Linked DNA regions of Homo sapiens: region 2 is linked to region 1. The links are chromatin contacts, found by Hi-C or POLR2A ChIA-PET in ENCODE. All regions are on one chromosome and are shown on one strand. The core of a region is the stretch at or near the end of the contact, and the rest is flanking DNA. Distances in the headings are between cores, read along the strand shown.

What was found. Hi-C counts contacts between places; a loop is a spot of excess contacts on that map. ChIA-PET counts read pairs that join two places held with the same protein, here RNA polymerase II (POLR2A).
Region 2: a loop to region 1 is called in a map of endothelial cell of hepatic sinusoid, with 4 times the contacts of the local background. The contact joins two enhancer-like sites. A Hi-C loop is called at or near these places in 1 of 168 maps with a recorded cell type or tissue (endothelial cell of hepatic sinusoid). POLR2A ChIA-PET finds 5 or more read pairs at or near these places in 2 of 52 experiments (OCI-LY7 and Panc1).

The regions. Positions count from the first base shown.
Region 1 is chr11:33,513,865-33,518,866 of GRCh38, forward strand. The region is part of intron 1 of KIAA1549L (KIAA1549 like); the gene reads left to right. Among named protein-coding and RNA genes, the nearest start is that of KIAA1549L, 140 kb to the left of the region's middle. RefSeq lists an enhancer at 1,480-1,639. Within about 2 kb of position 1,672, at least 2 of the 41 ENCODE cell types and tissues checked have a DNase peak (open chromatin) inside an H3K27ac peak, as active enhancers do.
Region 2 is chr11:33,555,402-33,560,146 of GRCh38, forward strand. KIAA1549L (KIAA1549 like) reads left to right here. Exons shown (of 21, transcript NM_012194.3): 7 at 4,348-4,510. Among named protein-coding and RNA genes, the nearest start is that of C11orf91, 140 kb to the right of the region's middle. Within about 2 kb of position 1,995, at least 3 of the 41 ENCODE cell types and tissues checked have a DNase peak (open chromatin) inside an H3K27ac peak, as active enhancers do.

The DNA.
Region 1 (5,002 bases), core at 422-2,921:
AGTGATAACCATTTATTTGTCATCTACCCTCTATAAGACCCTCTACTGTCTGAAAATTAAAATGAATGCTCCACTGACTCTTCCTAGATTATTATGCTCCTACCCCAATTTAAGGTATATGGAGAAGCAGCTGTCTAAGGAAGTGAATGACAAAGGAAGATGATGCTACAGCTCCCTCTGCACCGGTTACAAGGTTACCTCAGAGAGAAAGGTTGAGTCTTGTTGCAGCATGAGCTATACAATCCTTCCTTCCTGTTCCAGATATCTCTTTGGAGGAATCTGGTCTACCTAAAGATTGACAACCTGGAAAAGCACCAGAGGCTTATCTCATTGAAGATTAAGCATTGAACATGGTTTTGGAGTAAACTACACGAAGAATAAACTCAACAAAACTAAGTAGTATTTTATGCAAAGTCATTGAAAAACACTGAAACAATGAAAAAATTTAATTTGGAGAATTCGTTTCCCAGAATTTGTTGGGGGAACCACGGACTGATCAACCCTTTGCAAACCACATTCTTTTTTGACGTCTACACTGACTCATGCTTGGTGACATCTCCACAGGGTTTTCCATCAACATTTTCATTTTCTGTGCCAGATTAGGAGGACTTCATTGAAAATCAGTTCCTACAAAAGTTCTTTGTCTTAAAATAGTTTATTTCTCCCGGCTTCATATCATTTTGCTCTCATACAAAGAGGCTACAGAGCAGTCTTTGCACAGGCTTTGCCTAAGCACTTCCTGGTGTCTTTATTTAATCACAGTTTTATGAACTCTTCATATACCAACCAGCCAATTTTGCAGCCTCAAAGTCATGCTCAGGAGACAGACACTGATTTTTCCTGTAGTCAGTTTTAAAGGCTTTACCATCTGGGATTTTTTAGTAACTTGTGAAAAGCAAATGGATGCCATGTTTTCAGGATTTTGCAGCCCAGACTCTAGGGTTGTTGTACATGAAATGCATGGTAATAATATAAACTTGTCTCACGTTTGCTTATGAAGCTAAGTCATCAGAGTAGATTCTAAGTAGCTGATATCTTGTTTAATTTGACTTATTGCCTTAATGCTTACTTGGTGCATAAAATTGATATTTTAGTGAAAAGTTTTGCATATATGAATTTGAGTGTTCTGAGAATATTAAACTCATAAGAGGCCACCATTCTCATCTCCCCCTCCCCCACAGCAATGTTGCTATGTCCATAGAAATTGGAAACCAAGTAGGATTCAGTTGACTTCACCAGGGGGTCGTATTTATTTGCAGTGAATAAAAGCCACCTGAGCTGTGGAACCCAGTGGTTTGGAGTACAGCTAAGTGCCTCCCCCACCCACCAAAATGTGGAAGCAGGGCAGCTAATATCTCTTTCTCTTCTTAAGATTACATGGTCTCTTCCCCCTACAGCTCCTGGACCTGTTCTGTTCTCTCTCTCTCCATACCAGTGTTCTCTGTTTTGGCATGTATGTGGGCCAGACATGGCTTCCTGTTTTATGTCACTTCCCTAGTCAAGCACCTAGTGTCTTCAGGCCCCAGTTTCAAATTCCTGGGGAAAAATCCAACTAGTTCAAGTTGGACGAGTTATCCATTTCTGGTCCAAGCATCTGTGGCCAGGAAGCCACAGTCATATGACCAGCAGTCTGCGCAGCTGGGGCTGTGAGAGCAGATGCTCAGCCATGGGGGAGATGACACAAGTAGGTTTCCCCACGTGGGTGGTGAGCAGGAAATCGTCAGCAAGGGAATCATGAGTATCTTTGATTCATCAGGTGTGGAAATGGTTACTTTGCATAGCAACTGCAGCGTGGGATACAAGTCTGTTTTCTGGCCCATCTCTGTCAATCCTGCTGATCTTTTCCTCTTTTTCATTTGGTTTCTCAATCAGTCTTTAACCTCCTCCCTTTGCTTCTCCTTGCTTCATTTTACCTCCTCTATCTCTGAGTCAGTGCTCCAGAAAAGTAACGTGATGCATCTGTTGGTAGCAAGAACACTATTAGAGGGAATCCTCTAGTTCTGGTGCTAGACCTTTGGCAAGTCACTCAAGCATTATTGGTCCTAGCTTCATCTGAAATTGAATGCAGTTGGACCAGATGCTAGAAGAAACCTCAGAGATCACCTTCCCCAGAGATGCTAAACATCTGTCCAAATTCATGCTGCCATTCTGTACTACAGCACCCAAGGCAGACATTGCTAATTGATCCCAGAACCCTTCCCTGCCAATCCAGGACTGTGCTTAGAATTCTTCATAACAGTCTAGGCAGCCACTACCAATCAGCTGGAGGTGATTCTTTTTTTTTTTTTTTTTTTTTTTTTTTTTTGAGACGGAGTCTCGCTCTGTCGCCCAGGCTGGAGTGCAGTGGCGCAATCTCGGCTCACTGCAAGCTCCGCCTCTCGGGTTCACGCCATTCTCCTGCCTCAGCCTCCCGAGTAGCTGGGACTACAGGCGCCCGCCACTACGCCCGGCTAATTTTTTGTATTTTTAGTAGAGACGGGGTTTCACCGTGTTAGCCAGGATGGTCTCGATCTCCTGACCTCGTGATCCGCCCGCCTCGGCCTCCCAAAGTGCTGGGATTACAGGCGTGAGCCACCGCGCCCGGCCTGGAGGTGATTCTTGAGATGTGATCAGCTATATCTGAGCGAGAAATCTGAGCAACCAAATTACCACAGCTATATCTGAGCAAGAAGTTGAGGCCCAGAAGTCTACCAACTTTTCTTACTCCTATCTTCCTTACAGGGATGGATATGTGAAGCCATTATTCCTAATTCTCTGAAGTTATGAGGGAAAAAATAAATTCCCTCCTCTGCCTTTTTCTTCCTAATTATTCAGTCTTAAAACAAACAAACAAACAAAAAACACCTGTTTTCTTTCTGACCAATCCAACCTTTAATTTCTCCTATGGCTGAAGAATTGGCAACTTTTTTTTTAGCAAAGGTATGGAATCAGCCACATTTGTCTAAGCTCCCCAGAATTAGACTGGCTCACTTTGCAACTGTGTGGTGGCAGGCAACAGTGAGAGTTATTTTACTTTTTGAAAATATGTTTTCTGTAGTTATATTTAGACTGAAGAAAGATCCTTGCATTCTCAGCTCTAATTATATTCAATGTGCCTAATTGCTATTACTCTCAAAGATGATATTGAGTGAGGTCGCATCTTCAATTCACGTTTCTCATTTATTTTTACAAATGACACAGCTTTGGAACATCTGCTCTGCCTATAGAACACTCATTTTTGCAGATGATGCAGCTGTAATGGCTGGTGGCAGAATTGTTTCCTCGATGACGATGCTAGGGTATGTCTCTCCCTTTCCGCCTTTCCTGCTAAGATGCTGTTTTTAAATTCACCTTCTGGAGTTCATTTCCCCAAGATAGATGGGTTCACACTTCTAAGGCAGCATATTTCTATTATTTCTGCTGAAGGGCTGCCTCCTGGAGTAGTTAACAATGGCAGCCACCCTGTGGCAGGTCTACCTTATGTAACGCCTCTGTAGCTGGGGGAGCTGTAGGTCTGGGAAGAAAGGAGACTAATGCAAACATAAAGATGAAGGGAAACTTGCCAAGATCATACCTAGGGTAATATCCATATCCTGAGTGCATATGAGCCTAGAGTTGGCTTTCTAGTAAAAAGAATCCTTGGTGTTGATAGAGAATGTGGCCATTATGCCTTATTCCCCCTTGGAAAGGGGTAGTGCCCTAAGCAAATGAGGAAGAGTTGGGTTCATATAGACTGAATTAAACTCCTTTATGTCATTATTATTAATGTTTAATTCCAATTTCAAAATGTTATAAGTTAATAAAAGCGAGGACATAAATGCTTCTATTTCTGGAATCAACCACCCATTTTTAGGAAATACAGAGGACAGAGGAACATGTTGAAATGAGTCATGAATGTGTATCACCACAGTCCAGACTGTGGGAAACTCTGCAGGTAAAAGGGCTCAGGCTCTTCTTCAGGAGCAAAAGGAGTGGAAGGGGAGAACTTAGAGATTAAGAAACTTAAAAGACATTGCAGGCAGGCGCGGTGGCTCACACCTGTAATCCTAGCACTTTGGGAGGCTGAAGTCGGTGGATCATGAGGCCAGGAGTTCAAGACCAGCCTGGCCAAGATGGTGAAACCCCATCTCTACTCAAAATACAAAAATTAGCCAGGTGTGGTGGTGGGCACCTGTAACCCCAGCTACTAGGGAGGCTGAGGCAGATAATTGCTTGAACCCAGGAGGCAGAGGTTGCAGTGAGCTGAGATTACACCATTGCACTCCAGCCTGAGCAACAGAGCAAGACTCTGTCTCAAAAAAAAAAAAAAAAAAAAAAAAAAAAGACATAGCAAAGGGAAAATTTTTTTCTTGGGCAAGATTAATCTATGTCTACAGTGGTAAAACTACTGAAAAAATTTCTTGTTTTAAAACATGCTAAATTAGCAAGTTCTTGATTGGATTTCAGCTTCTCATGCTACAATTGGGAAACTGAGGCTTAGATAAAGTGATTTGCTTTACATGTAAATGGGAGCATGTCGGGGAATTGCAAGCAGAATCCAGATCCCCTGGCCCATTGTGTGATGTTTTCCCTCTTTCCCTTGAGTATGATCCTGTACTATACATTAACTTTCTCTTTGAGTTCATTGAAATAGATAAAATCACAGCAGAGTCAACTACATATTGGAGACTACTTTGTGTTCATCTGTTCTTTTAATTGCTTTTCAAGGAAAGTTGGCTCTGGCTTTGTCCCTTGTATAGTGGCTGTAAACCTAAGAACTATGTCATACTGTGACTTTTTAATTCATAGAATAAAGTTACTATTTTGCTTTCTACTTGCTATGATATTATAAAGTCTGTTTTATTCTTTTGTGCTATTAAAATGTTCTAAAGTTGCCATTAAAGCTGTAAAATCTAACTTTGGTTATTAAATTTTATTTTCCCCTAATAGTTCTTCTGGCATTGATTTAAATTACAGGTTGAGTATTCCTTATCTGAAATGCTTGGGAATAGAAGTGTTTCAGGTTTCAGATATGTTTTGATTT
Region 2 (4,745 bases), core at 745-3,244, 42 kb after region 1:
TTCAAAACTTACTACAAAGCTATGGTAATCAAAACAATGTAGTGCTGGCATAAAGGCAGACATCTAGACAAATGGAATAGAAGAGAGAGCCCAGAAATAAACCCTCTTGTATATGGTCAAATGTTTTTTGACAGAGGTGCCAAGGCTATTCAATGGGGAAAGGACAGTCTTTTTAACACATTAGGAAAACTGAATATTCACATGTGATCCCAAAAGAATGAAGTTGGATCCTTACTTAACACCATCTACCAAAAGTAACTCCAAAGGGATCAAAGATCTAAATGTAATATCTAAAACCGTAGGACTTTTATGGGAAAACATAGGGGAAAAACTTCATGACACACAGTATTTGGCAATGATTTGTTGGACATGACACAGGCAAACAAAAGAAAAAGTAGGCAAATTAGACTTCATCAAAATTAAAAACTTCTGTGCATCAAAAAACACTACCAGCAGAGTGAAAAAGCAATTCATAGAATAAATGAAAAATATTTGCAAATCATATATCTGGTAAGTAGTTAATATTCAGAATATATAGAGAATATACCTACAACTCAATAATAAAAACAAACAAAAAAATCCAATTAAGAAATGAGCAAAGGACTTGAATAGACATTTCTCCAAAAAAGATATACAGATGACTTAAGCACATGACAAGATGCTCTGCGTCACTAATCATTAAAGAAATGCAAATCAAAACCATGAGATACCTATTCACATCTATTAGGATGGCTATTCTCAAAAAATGGAAAATACTAAGTGTTGGTGATAACGTGGAGAAATTGGAACCCTAATGCATTGCTAGTGGGAATGTCAAATAGTGCATCCCCCGTGGAAGGCAGCATGGTGGTTTCTTAAATAACTAAACATAGAATTACCATATGGTTCAGCACTTTCATTTCTCATTATATACCAAAAAGAATTAAAAGTAGGGACTCAAACAGGTATTTATACACCCATGTTCATAGTAGCATTATTCACAACAGCCAAAAGGTGGAAGCAACCCATGTGTCCATTAATGAATGAGTGGATAATCAAATGGCATATATACATACAATGGAATATTATTCAGCCTTTAAAAATGAAGGAAATAATGGATGATTGGAATGCAGAAAAATTTTAAAAAGGAAATTCTGATGCATGCTACAACAGGGATGAACCTTGAGGACGTTTTGCTAAGTGAAATAAGCCAGCCACAGAAGGACAAATACTATATGATTTCTCTTATAAAAGATATCTAGAGTTGTCAAATTAATAAGTGATTCCACTTATAAGAGGTATCTAGAAAGTAGAATGGTGGCTGCCAGGGGTTGTGAGGAGGGAGAAATTGGGAGTTGTTTAGTGGGTACAGAGTTTCTGTTTGGGATGATAAAGAGGTTCTAAAGATGGATGGTGGTGATGGTTGTACAACAGTGTGAATGCACTTAATGCCACTGAACGATACACTTAAAATGGTTAAATTTTATATGTGTGTTTTACCACAATAAAAAAATAATTATAACTTAACTGGTCAAGTATAGTATATACAGAGGCACCCACATTGCAAACTTTGTAGGCTTCCTCGGGCTCCAGTGGGATTTGGGTTTTTGTTTCATTTTGTTTTAGAGGCAGGGTCTGGCTTTGTCTCCCAGGCTGGGGTGCAGTGGCACAATCATGGCTCACTGCAGCCTCGGACTCCTGGGCTCAGGTGATCCTCCTGCCTCAGCCTCCCAAGCAGCTGGGACTAAAGGCATGCAACATCATGCTTGGCAATTTTTTTCTATTTTTTGTAGAGACAGGATTTTGCCATGTTGCCCAGGCTGGCCTTGAACTCCTGGGCTCAAGTGATCCATCTGCCTTGGCTTCCCAAAGTGCTGGGATTACTGGCATGAGCCACCACACCCAGCCAGGATGTGGTTTTGTTGAGAGGTAAAAATAGAATGTTCACAATAGAGATAAAGATTGAAAAGTTTTTTTTTTTTTAGTTATTATTTTTTTAGGTGGCCGTATGGTGAAGTTTTTTAAATTGTTCAGAAAGAAATGCCTTTCTTTTTGGTACCTTGGGAAAGAATATGCTTAGCCACAGGTATTCATGCCTTGGGGAAGAGGCTAAACCACATTCCAAAAATACTTCCATAGAAGAGAGTCAGAGTTGAATGGACATACTGATTCAGTTTATTGTTAGTCATGGGAATATAGGCTCTGGATTAAACAATTAAAAAGGGACCAGTTATGGTGGCTCACAATTGTAATCCCAGTACTTTGGGAGGCTGGGGTGGGTGGATCATTTGAGCCCAGGAATTTGAGACTAGCCTGGGCAACAAAGTGAGATACTGTTTCTACAAAAATGAAATAAATTAGCTGGGACTGGTGGCGTGTGCCTGTAGTCCCAGCTATCCAGGAGGCTGAGGTGGGAGGATCGCTTAAGCCTAGGAGTTCAAGGGTTCAGTGAGCTACAATAAGGTCACTGCACTTCAGTCTGCGGGACAGAGTGAGACCCTGTCTCTAAATAGGAAGGGGCGGGGTAGAGAAAAGGCGGGGGAGAGAGAGAGAGATCGATTGATCAATCTTCCACTTATGGGAAAAAGTGGGAAATAAAATGAAGAGCTCTTCCCAATAGTTTCCTGGGTGATGGATTTCCTAAAAACCCTGACTTGATCATTACACATTCTATGCGTGTAAGAAAATATCACATGTACTGCCTACATATAGATAAATATTATGTATCATTTTTTAAAGTCTGTAAAAAAATTTTTTTAATAGGAAGGTGGCAGAGATGTTAATATGTGAACACCCAAAGGTCTGGGAAAGACAGGGTGTTAGTCAGTGTCCTGACAGGAAAAGGAGGCTGCATTCAAATGAAGGTGGCTTTGTAGAAAGAAGAGTGGGCAGGCTCTGGGCAAACCGCAGGAGCAGTACGGTACCCAAGGCTCTAACAGCTGGGACCCGATGGGGTGAGTGCGGGGTTCGAGGTTCAGCTGCCTGATGGGAGTGAGCTTTGACCCCGTGAGGAGGGAGTCCTCAGCATCAATACTTTGACCTCACCCTCCTCCCTCTCTCCCATATCCTCCCGAAGGCAGTGGAGCCCACTGGGGTTGTCCACAAGGATCTGCCTCCAGGGGCACCGGACAGGGCAGAGAGGGTGGGTGGCAGGAGGGTCTGGAGGGAGAAGGGAAGGCACGCAGCACAGAAATTCACAAAAAAAGGCCTCACCAAGTTGAATGACTTCCTACTAACGATGCTTTTCAAATCTCATCTGTAGGATATTTTTGTTCATACATTGACCCAGAAAGCTTCATTTTCCAGCAACTGAAAAACTAGCTTCGACAAAATGTGAAAAGAAAACCGTGCCATCTCATAGGATGTTTTACACATTCAATGTTGAATTAATAGACCACAAGGAAATGTAATTGCTCTGTAAAGAACATACTCTATATTTCTGAATTCCTTTTTCTTTTCTTTTTTTTTTTTTTTGAAGAATCTTGCTCTGTCTCCCAGGCTGGAGTGCAGTGGTGCAATCTCGGCTGACTGCAGCCTCTGCCTACTGGGTTCAAGCGATTCTCCTGTCTCAGCCTTCTGAGTAGCTGGGATTACAGGCACATGCCACCATGCCCGGCTAATTTTTGTATTTTTTTTTAGTAGAGATGGGGTTTCGCTATGTTGGCCAGGCTGGTCTTGAACTCCCAACCTCAGGTGATCTGCCTACGTTGGCCTCCCAAAGTGCTGGGATTACAGGTGTGAGCCACCGTGCCCGGCCTCTGAATTCCTTTTCTAATTAGGTTCTGTCGCTCTGCCCGTGACCAGACTGGTTTTCAGCTCTGTTGGCTCCTGGTCCTTTCAACTTTCAAATTCCCTGAAAGTTTGACTCAGGCTTTCTCTATCTGAGCAGTTGAGCCCTCCTTCAATGTAACATTCCAATGCTCTATTTTATATTTTCAGAATCACAAAAGTAACCTGAGACTATTTAGCCCAGGAAAAGATACACATACCAGTGATTAAGAACCTGGAGTCAAATCACCTGGGTTCAAATCCTGAGTCTATCCTTTATTAGCTGTGTGACCTCGGGTTGGTCCCTTGATCATTCTGGGCCTCGGTTTCCTCATCTGTGAAAGGGCGTCATCACTGGATACATCTCCCAGGGTTGTGGTAAGGAGTAAATGAGATGACGTGCCCTTAGCACCCTGCCTGGCACACAGCAAGCAATCAGAAATGATGACGGTTACTCTTGTCTGTTCCTTGCTGTTTCCCTGACCCCCTTTCATTCCTTCCCTCAACTCCTGCTTAGCCTCCCCCTCCCATGGCCTCCATGAAACACACCCTGGTCTTATTTGGCCTGTCTCCCTCCCCTTTTCTCCTGTGTTGATTCAGATTGTGAGCACGTCCAATGCCTCCCAGGCAGTCACCTTGGTGTACGTCGTGGGCAATCAGAGCACATTCCTCAACGGCACCGTCGCCAGCAGCCTCCTCAGCCAGCTCTCGGCTGAGCTGGTGGGATTCTACCTCACCTATCCGCCGCTAACCATTGCTGAACGTGAGTATGGCCATGCCTATGGGGACCCCAGTGTTTCCCCTGTGGCCTTTCTCCATTTAGCAAACATTTATAGTGCCAGGCCACATACTACCACCTTTATCATAAAGTGACAGCTAAAATATGTGATGGATTAAGGTGACAGCTAAATATGGATTAAGGAGGCAGATGGATTAAGGTGACAGCTAAAATATGTGATGGACTAAGAATTGATGAAAAGTTTAGTGTACATCAAAGA